2 separate regions of the Homo sapiens genome follow, and region 1 is linked to region 2. Evidence: chromatin contacts called from ENCODE Hi-C or POLR2A ChIA-PET data. All regions are on one chromosome and are shown on one strand. The core of a region is the stretch at or near the end of the contact, and the rest is flanking DNA. Distances in the headings are between cores, read along the strand shown. Region 1 holds the start of HSDL2 (hydroxysteroid dehydrogenase like 2). Region 2 holds the start of CTNNAL1 (catenin alpha like 1).

What was found. Hi-C counts contacts between places; a loop is a spot of excess contacts on that map. ChIA-PET counts read pairs that join two places held with the same protein, here RNA polymerase II (POLR2A). Pooled maps may share reads with other maps.
Region 1: a pooled map shows a loop between it and region 2 (9-fold over the local background). The contact joins the promoter of HSDL2 here to the promoter of CTNNAL1 in region 2. A Hi-C loop is called at or near these places in 1 of 37 single-sample maps with no recorded cell type and 5 of 50 pooled maps. POLR2A ChIA-PET finds 5 or more read pairs at or near these places in 1 of 52 experiments (activated CD4-positive, alpha-beta T cell).

The regions. Positions count from the first base shown.
Region 1 is chr9:112,378,555-112,382,218 of GRCh38, forward strand. It overlaps HSDL2 (hydroxysteroid dehydrogenase like 2), which reads left to right and starts at 1,554. Exons shown (of 11, transcript NM_032303.5): 1 at 1,554-1,626. The coding sequence starts at 1,610. It also overlaps a transcript of PTBP3 not described here. RefSeq lists enhancers at 738-787, 888-1,137, 1,137-1,736, 1,168-1,287 and a silencer at 1,508-1,757.
Region 2 is chr9:109,012,181-109,016,008 of GRCh38, forward strand. CTNNAL1 (catenin alpha like 1) reads right to left here and starts at 1,319. Exons shown (of 19, transcript NM_003798.4): 1 at 1,122-1,319. The coding sequence starts at 1,262. It overlaps TMEM245 (transmembrane protein 245), which reads right to left. Exons shown (of 18, transcript NM_032012.4): 18 at 2,955-3,828. RefSeq lists an enhancer at 507-1,010 and a silencer at 672-1,561.

The sequences.
Region 1 (3,664 bases), core at 304-2,803, 3.4 Mb after region 2:
ATTCGACAGATATATACACGCTTCAGCAAGTGCTCCTAAGGATGAGAGGAGAGTAAGTTATTTTCATCTAACAGTCTCTATCAACACTCTTCTTAAAACACCTAATGCTTAACAACAGTCTAAAGAACACACTGGCTACTCATACCTCCCATAGGCAGAGACCTTGTCCTTTTTGAGCTGCTGTATCTCAGGTAATCAGCAATCACTTAGTGGATGATAATAATTTGCAAATTCCTCTGGAGCCTCTAAAGACCGTATCATGAATCATCAATTCAAATGCCTACAGGAGTCGGGCAGGTGATATGCAGGAGGAAATAGAGTCATTTAGGGCCCATAACAAAGGGGAGAGAGGCCGGGCGCGGAGGCTCACGCCTGTAATCCCAGCACTTTGGAAGGCCGAGGCGGGCCAATCATTTGAGGTCAGGAGCTCGAGACCAGCCAGCCCAACATGGCGAAACCCCGTCTCTACTAAAAACACAAAAAAATTAGCCAGGCGTGGTGATGCATGCCTGTAGTCCCAGCTACTCCGGAGGCTGAGGGAGGAGAATCACTTGAACCCGGGAGGCGGAGGTTACAATGAGCCGAGATCCGCGCCACTGCACTTCAGCGTGGGCGACAGCGAGACTCCGTCTCAAAAAACAAAACAAAAACAAAGGAGAGAGTACATAAGCCATCTCCAGGCTAGTTTCTTTAACTAGTCTTCATATAATAATCTCCTCAAGGTCCTGTTCTATCCCTACAAAATACAAAACAGTTCCTCGTGTCTTCCTTCAAATATACTACAGTCTTTAGCTCATCAGAGTAGCTGAGTTAGTCCAAGGCATAATCCCAAAAGCGAAACTGAATGTCAGAATTGATCTCATTTCAACACTCATTCCAGAAGTAGAAACTTCTGCAAGTTCAGCTTTTGACTATGAATTCTTCAGCGCGACTTTTGCAGAGAGCTCTGTTCCAAGAAGCTGGCGCCTTAACACAAGCTATCTACCGATGCACAAGGGAAGGCTGGCTTGGGTCCAGATTCGGCGGGAGAGTGGAAACGCGACGCTGGCCGACTTCAGCCACAAAGGCAATTTCTGCCCAGGGCTAGCGTTCCTAAGAGGGGGCCGAGAGAACGCCAGGCTCGGGCGTAGGGGCAAGAAGACCCAGAGCTAACGCACCTCTCGGAGGGCCCAAGCTCAGGGCTCAGTCACCCTCCCAGCTCGGAGCCGGCGCTGGAACACAGCGGCGCGAGGAGAAACCCCTAGAGACAGGGAAAAGGTGGACGTAGCGGCTGACGCTGCCCAGACGCTAGGCGCCGACAGGAGCCTGATTGTCACCGTACGACCAGTGAGGGGGCGGGGCGGAGCTGTGCCTCAAAGCGCCTGCGCGGAGAGCCTGCAATCAGGGACCAGGCTTGGGAGGCGACGAAGAGGAACGCTGGGCGCAGGAGGCCCACTGCATACGCAGGCGCACTCGGCGATCCCGGCTTTTCCGCGCGCAGTTCCCGCACAGGCATCGGGGGGGGCAGGGGCGGGGCAGGGGCGGGGATAAATGCGGAGGGACGGTCCAGCTTTAGCTCTCTGCTCGCCGCCGCCGCTGTCGCCGCCACCTCCTCTGATCTACGAAAGTCATGTTACCCAACACCGGGTAAGGGGGTAGGGGCGGCGCGGGGAGAGACCCTGTCGGGCGAAGGGCGCGTCTCGGTGGGGCCGCCGCGGATCGCCCGGGCTGGCCGGCCCGGCTGTGGGAGGTCAAGGATACTGCCTGGGCACGCTCTGAGCTCTGGTCCGCGCTGGGCACTGTGCACCGAGAATCTGCGGTAACGTGTGAAAAGGAACACAAACTTTTGTATTACAGGATGGCAGCAGTGTAGAAACCTTTTCCACGGGTAAAGGGCCGAGGGGGAGTCACCACGCCGCCCCCAGTGCCGGCCCTCCCTGAGTTTAGCAGGAGTGCGTGCCTGGCCGAATGCGTGTGAGTTCTAGGTGAAAGGTCGCAGGAGCAGCTCCAGAGTTTAAAGAGTTTTCACTTGTTCCTGACGCTCAATTCTAGAGTAATAATGGAGTGTTTAAAAAATGATTTCCAAATTAGAAACTAAACCGATCTTAAAACATGGGTATCTTTGGGGGATTTTTTTTTCACCTTAAAAAATTGTGTTAAAATACGTACAAAATCTGCCATCTTAACCGTTTTTTAAGTGTACACTTCAGTAGTGTTAAGTAGATTCATATCGTTGTGCAGTCAATCTCCAGAACTTTTTTCATCTGCAAGCTGAAACTCTATCCATGAAACAACTCCTCTTCCCCACCTCCGCTCGTACATTGGCAACCACCATTCTACTTTCTGGTTTATGTAAGGTCTGGGTATCTTGAGTTGAGTGACGTGTTGTCAGATTTTGTAATTTGCCTGAAACATGCAGGCATATAGCCAAAGACTTAAAACAGTTCAAAGAGTATAGGGTAAAAAGTGAGTCTCCCCATCCCTAAAATCTAGTTCCCCAGTTACTTACGTTTCTATTTCGTGCATGTATGAACATAATTTGTATACATCCGGATACACACACACACACACACACACACACACATACCCTTTCTTAAAAATAGCAGCAGACTCTATTCTTGGTCTTGCTACTTTTAGTTGGTATGTCTTGGGACATTCTTTCTTTGTTTTTTTTAAAGACGGGGTCTCCCATGTTGCCCAGACTGGCCTGTAGCCTTGAACTCCCAGGCTGATGTTCCTCCCTTCTTAGCCTCTGGAGTATTTAGGATTACAGGCATGCACCGCTGTGCCCAGGGACATACATTTTTAGTACATGGCAGATCTTCCGCCTCCTTTTTTTTTCTTTTGAGATGGAGTCTCGCTCTGTCTTCCAGTCTGGAGTGCAGTGGCATGATCTCGGCTCACTGCAGCCTCCGCCTCCCGCAATTCTCCTGCCTCAGCCTCCCGAGTAGCTGGGACTTCAGGCGCGTGCCACCACGCCCTGTTGATTTTTTTGTATTTTTAGTACAGACGGGGTTTCACCATGTTAGCCAGGATGGTCTCAATCTCATGACCTCGTGATCCGTCTGCCTCGGCCTCCCAAAGTGCTGGGATTACAGGCGTAAGCCACTGCGCCTGGCCCCTCCTCCTTTTTAATGGTTGCATAATATTCTGTAACAGCTTGAGTATCCATTATCCAAAATGCTTGGTTCCAGACGTGTTCGGATTTCAGATTTTCAGATTTGGTTTGCTCAACCTGTATATGAATATACCTTTGTTTATTTAACCTGTTCCCTATTGTTGGATACTAGACTGTTTCCAGTTTTTTGGATACTCTTTTTTTGCTTCCATAATTATACTTGTATTTATCTATTTGCACATATATAAGTGTATATGTAGGATAAACTCCTGGAAGTGAAATTGCTGGATCAAAGAGTAAATGTGGCTGGGCACAGTGGCTCACGCCTGTAGTCCCAGCACTTTGGGAGGCCGAGGCGGGCGGATCACTGGAGGTCAAGAGTTCGAGACCAGCCTGGCCAACGTGGTGAAACTCCGTCTCCACTAAAACTACAAAATTACAAAAATTACAAATACAAAAATTAGCTGGACCTGGTAGCGGGCACCTGTAATCCCAGCTACTCAGGAGGCTGAGGCAGGAGAACCGCTTGAACCTGGAGGCGGAGGTGGCAGTGAGCCGAGATCATGC
Region 2 (3,828 bases), core at 69-2,568:
TGTGTAACTGCTGTTTTCAAATATGCGCAGGGCTGGGCAGGAGAAGAGATAATAGCATTTAGAATTCTATGCAACAGCTACAGGCTCCCCTTCACTGAACATGTTTAAGCAGGGTACTGGTGGCCAGGTGTCAAGGATGCTAAAGAAAGAATTTTTAGTCAGATAATCTTTAAGATTTCTTCTACCTCTAAAATCTTGGTAATCCTAGTATGAGTCACGAAGTGGTTACAACCTAGATGTGAGTCACACATCGCCAACGCGCTCCCGAAGGCACAGAATTCACTCCCCACAGTGCTTGGCATCTTACCACAGACCTAAGTGAGGAATTCTAGCCCTGAAGCTGCATATAACCCAGCTCAGAGAAACAAAAACTTTCCTAAAACTCAGGGCGTCGGTTAGCTGATTGGCAAATACAGTAACGCACACATCCCAAACGGGACTTGGCAAAACGGTGTGCATCTGGATTAACTGTCATACAGTCTCCACGTCACTCTTCCACGAGGCCGGACAGAAGCGGGCAGAAGTGAGCAGCAGCAGGTTCAGGGGAAGGGGTAGGGTGGCCGGGATGAATGGGAGGCCAGCGAACTGACCTACGGCGGGGAGGGACAAAGGATCAGGGAGCGCACGCTGGGCGGGGAGGCCGGGAGGAATACCCCAGGCGGAGGAGCCGGGCTCGGGACCAGGCTGCGAACTGGTGACAAAGTCGGTTATCGTGGAGGGCCCTAAGTACCAGCGAGGGGCCCCGCGGGGGTCCTCTCTGCCTCGGGAGCTGGGCTCAACCACTCGCCCCGCGGAGGGGGCATCGCCCGGCCGGGGGCACCCGGGAGCCGCAGACCCGAGGCAGGTACTGGGGGCAAAGGCCCAGGCCGGCACCCCCGCCCCGCAGCCTCCCCTGCTGCCGAGTCCACTCAACCCTGCCGCCGGAGTTTGGATTATCCAGTCTCTCGCCGCCCGGGCCGAGGCCCGTCCCGGAGCCCCACACAGGCGGTCCGACAAGAACGCCGCAGTGCCGGCGCGGAAAGTGGGGCAGCGGCTGCCTCCCGTCCGGTCGTGCGAGCGGCGGCCGCCATCGCGGGCCGCGGCGGGAAGGAGAAGAGGGGCCGCGCCAGGCGCCACTTTACCTGAGAAACCAGCGGGAGTAGCGTCTGCTCCACCGAGCGAGTTTTGATCTCCAGTCCCGAGTCGAGGGCGAAGCCCGAAGAGCCGGAGCCGTAGACTGCTCCGGCGCCGCCAACGCCGGCGGGTCCGGGAGAGGCGGCCATGGCCCTCGGTCTATCCCGCAGCCGGGACTCCGCGCCGCGGCGAGCCTGCCGCCAGTCAGCCCACCCGCCCGAGGCGGCGGCGACAGGACACTCGCGCCAACCGAGACCCCGCCCCCAGGGGCCCGCCCCCCCAGGGCTCCGCCGCCAACCCTGCGTCCCCGACGCCCGTCACCGTATGTCCCCGCCCACCCCCGGCCTCTGCCCCGCCCGCGCAGTCCAGCCTGGTGTGGGCTCCCTGCAACCCCACCCCCTAAGCCGGGTCCCGCCCCCACATGGCCCCGCCCTTATCTCTTCTCAGACCCCTTCCATGGGTTCCAGGCACCTTCTCGCCAGGGTGGCGAGGAGAAACAAAACACATCTGTCACACAGCCACATGGCCTCCTCTTACTTGGACAGACAAGCGTCCCCAGCAAAGCTTCCCGTCCTCTCGATAGGTGACTCGTCCTAAATCAGCTCTGAATTCCCGCAAAGACTTCTGGAAGCTGTGCTGGGGTTGAAACTGGTAGACCAAAACCAGAATCAAGTCTGTTGGGAGGGGCCTTTCCCCTGGGACGGGAATTCCAGTGGTAATGTCTTCCTGGGGCTTCTCCGGAAGGTCCAATTTCCACTCCACCCTGCTCATTCTTTCACCATGTATTTCTCACAAACACTTTGAGCTGGATTGAAGGGGAAACATTTGATAATGCAATCATTAATGGAGTATCTGGGTATTCGGCAGGAAGTCAGTATATCTTTCACACTACTGTTTAGACTTATTCAAAAGAAATTTAAAAGAAACATGAAAAAGCCTCATCTACTGTTCAACACTACTTCTTAAAACTATTTTTCGAAGTTTTTTCCTAGTGCCAGGCACAGAGCAGTTTCTTCATAACTGTTCATTGCATGAAAACACCAAGTGTGTATTTCTGACAACTCACTTGAGGGGAAGGGTAAGAATCAGTTCTGTAAGCACAACTCTGAGCTCGCACAGAGCCCCACGATGGGGGCGGGGAGCTGAAGACTCCTATTCTAAGGTCTCCAGGAGCAAGGCCAAAAGGAGGTTGTCAGCAGTATGCACGCCGTGAAGGAATTCCAGACTTAAGCAACAGACTGAGAAGCATGAAAAAATGTTTTGTCAACTACCATATCTGCCAGTGAGAACCTGTCAGAGTAAAAAAGAATCTGAGGCTGGCCAGTCCACCCGGACACCTTGGCCTGGATCATTTCTTCTTCCATAACACCAGATTGATGAGCTGGGTACATCAACCTGAGGCATAAGAAAGCTCTTTCCCAAGCACCGTTGAAAGGCGCTTCACAGTGCTTCAACCTGTAGCTTCAGCTTCATCAATCTACCAGTGCTGCACAGCTGTCTTTGGTATTGAAGATAGCCAAGCTTCAGCTTCTTTTTCTTCATTCAAAAAGGACAGGTCCTCAATCCAACTTTTTCTTCCAATTCTTCTCAGCCAACCATCTCACCACTTCCTTACCTATCACAAGGCCACCTTCCCCTGTGCACTGAGGGCCCTTGACCTCTTTAAGGCGCCCAGTGTCCACTTCCTGGACACACCTTCCCTTACGAAGTTGACAGTATCTCCTAAGAATTCAGTGTACACAATGGTGCCGGAGGAAATGGCATAACAGAAGGCCTAAGAGACGGATGGATTCATGAAACTTTGGCTTCACAAAAGATCAAGTTTTTCAACACACAGGAGATTAAGTTTACCACATGATTCATTCAACACTAGTAATTTTATTTCAAAATATAAATATTTCACATTAATAAAGAAGTTACATCAGTAGGTTGTCAAAGCAAGTTAGCTAAGAAACAGCATTTGTGTGAGAACAGAGGGTATTTATTGTATTCGAATATTCTTTTTTACTTTTGAATTGCCTCCTTCACCTGAGAACCCAGGGATGATACATTTTCAAAGAGTTATGTAAGCAATTACAACTCTATATCAAATCTTAGTTCAAAATCAAATTGTACTGGAAATACACTTCAGTTACCTAAATAAGTGGCACTGCAAAGGGCAAAGAAGGGTTTTCTTTGGGATGGCTACAATGAGAGTTACATCTGCTGGGTCTCTGCAATAAAAAATAAATGATATTTGATAATAAGCCAAAATTATCAGGATTTGCTTCCATACTTTTCACTGTAAAATAAAAAGCTAGCAAAAAGCTAGTAAGAAACCAGATGTCTAGTAAAGAACTCTGGACTTGGAGTCAGAAGTTCTGCAACTAAATTCTGGCTCCATCATTTTGTGGTATAAACTTAGGGGAATATCACCAAAAACTTTTCAGAGCCTCCAGAGCCCCCCCATCTGTACAATAAGGATAATATTGTCTGTCTCACAGGGCTGTTACAAAAGGTGTCTGAAAACTATAAAGTGCCATACAAAAGCATTATTAAAATGTAATATCAATATATCACCACTGTATTTGCACATTAGTTGATCCTTGAAAAACCTGCAAAATTAAACACAATACTGATTTTACACACCACAGGTGGAAAAGAATCTCTATACCTTAAGTATAGCTCTAAACAGCAAATATACTTGCTTTCTGGACTTCAAGATTTATTACACAC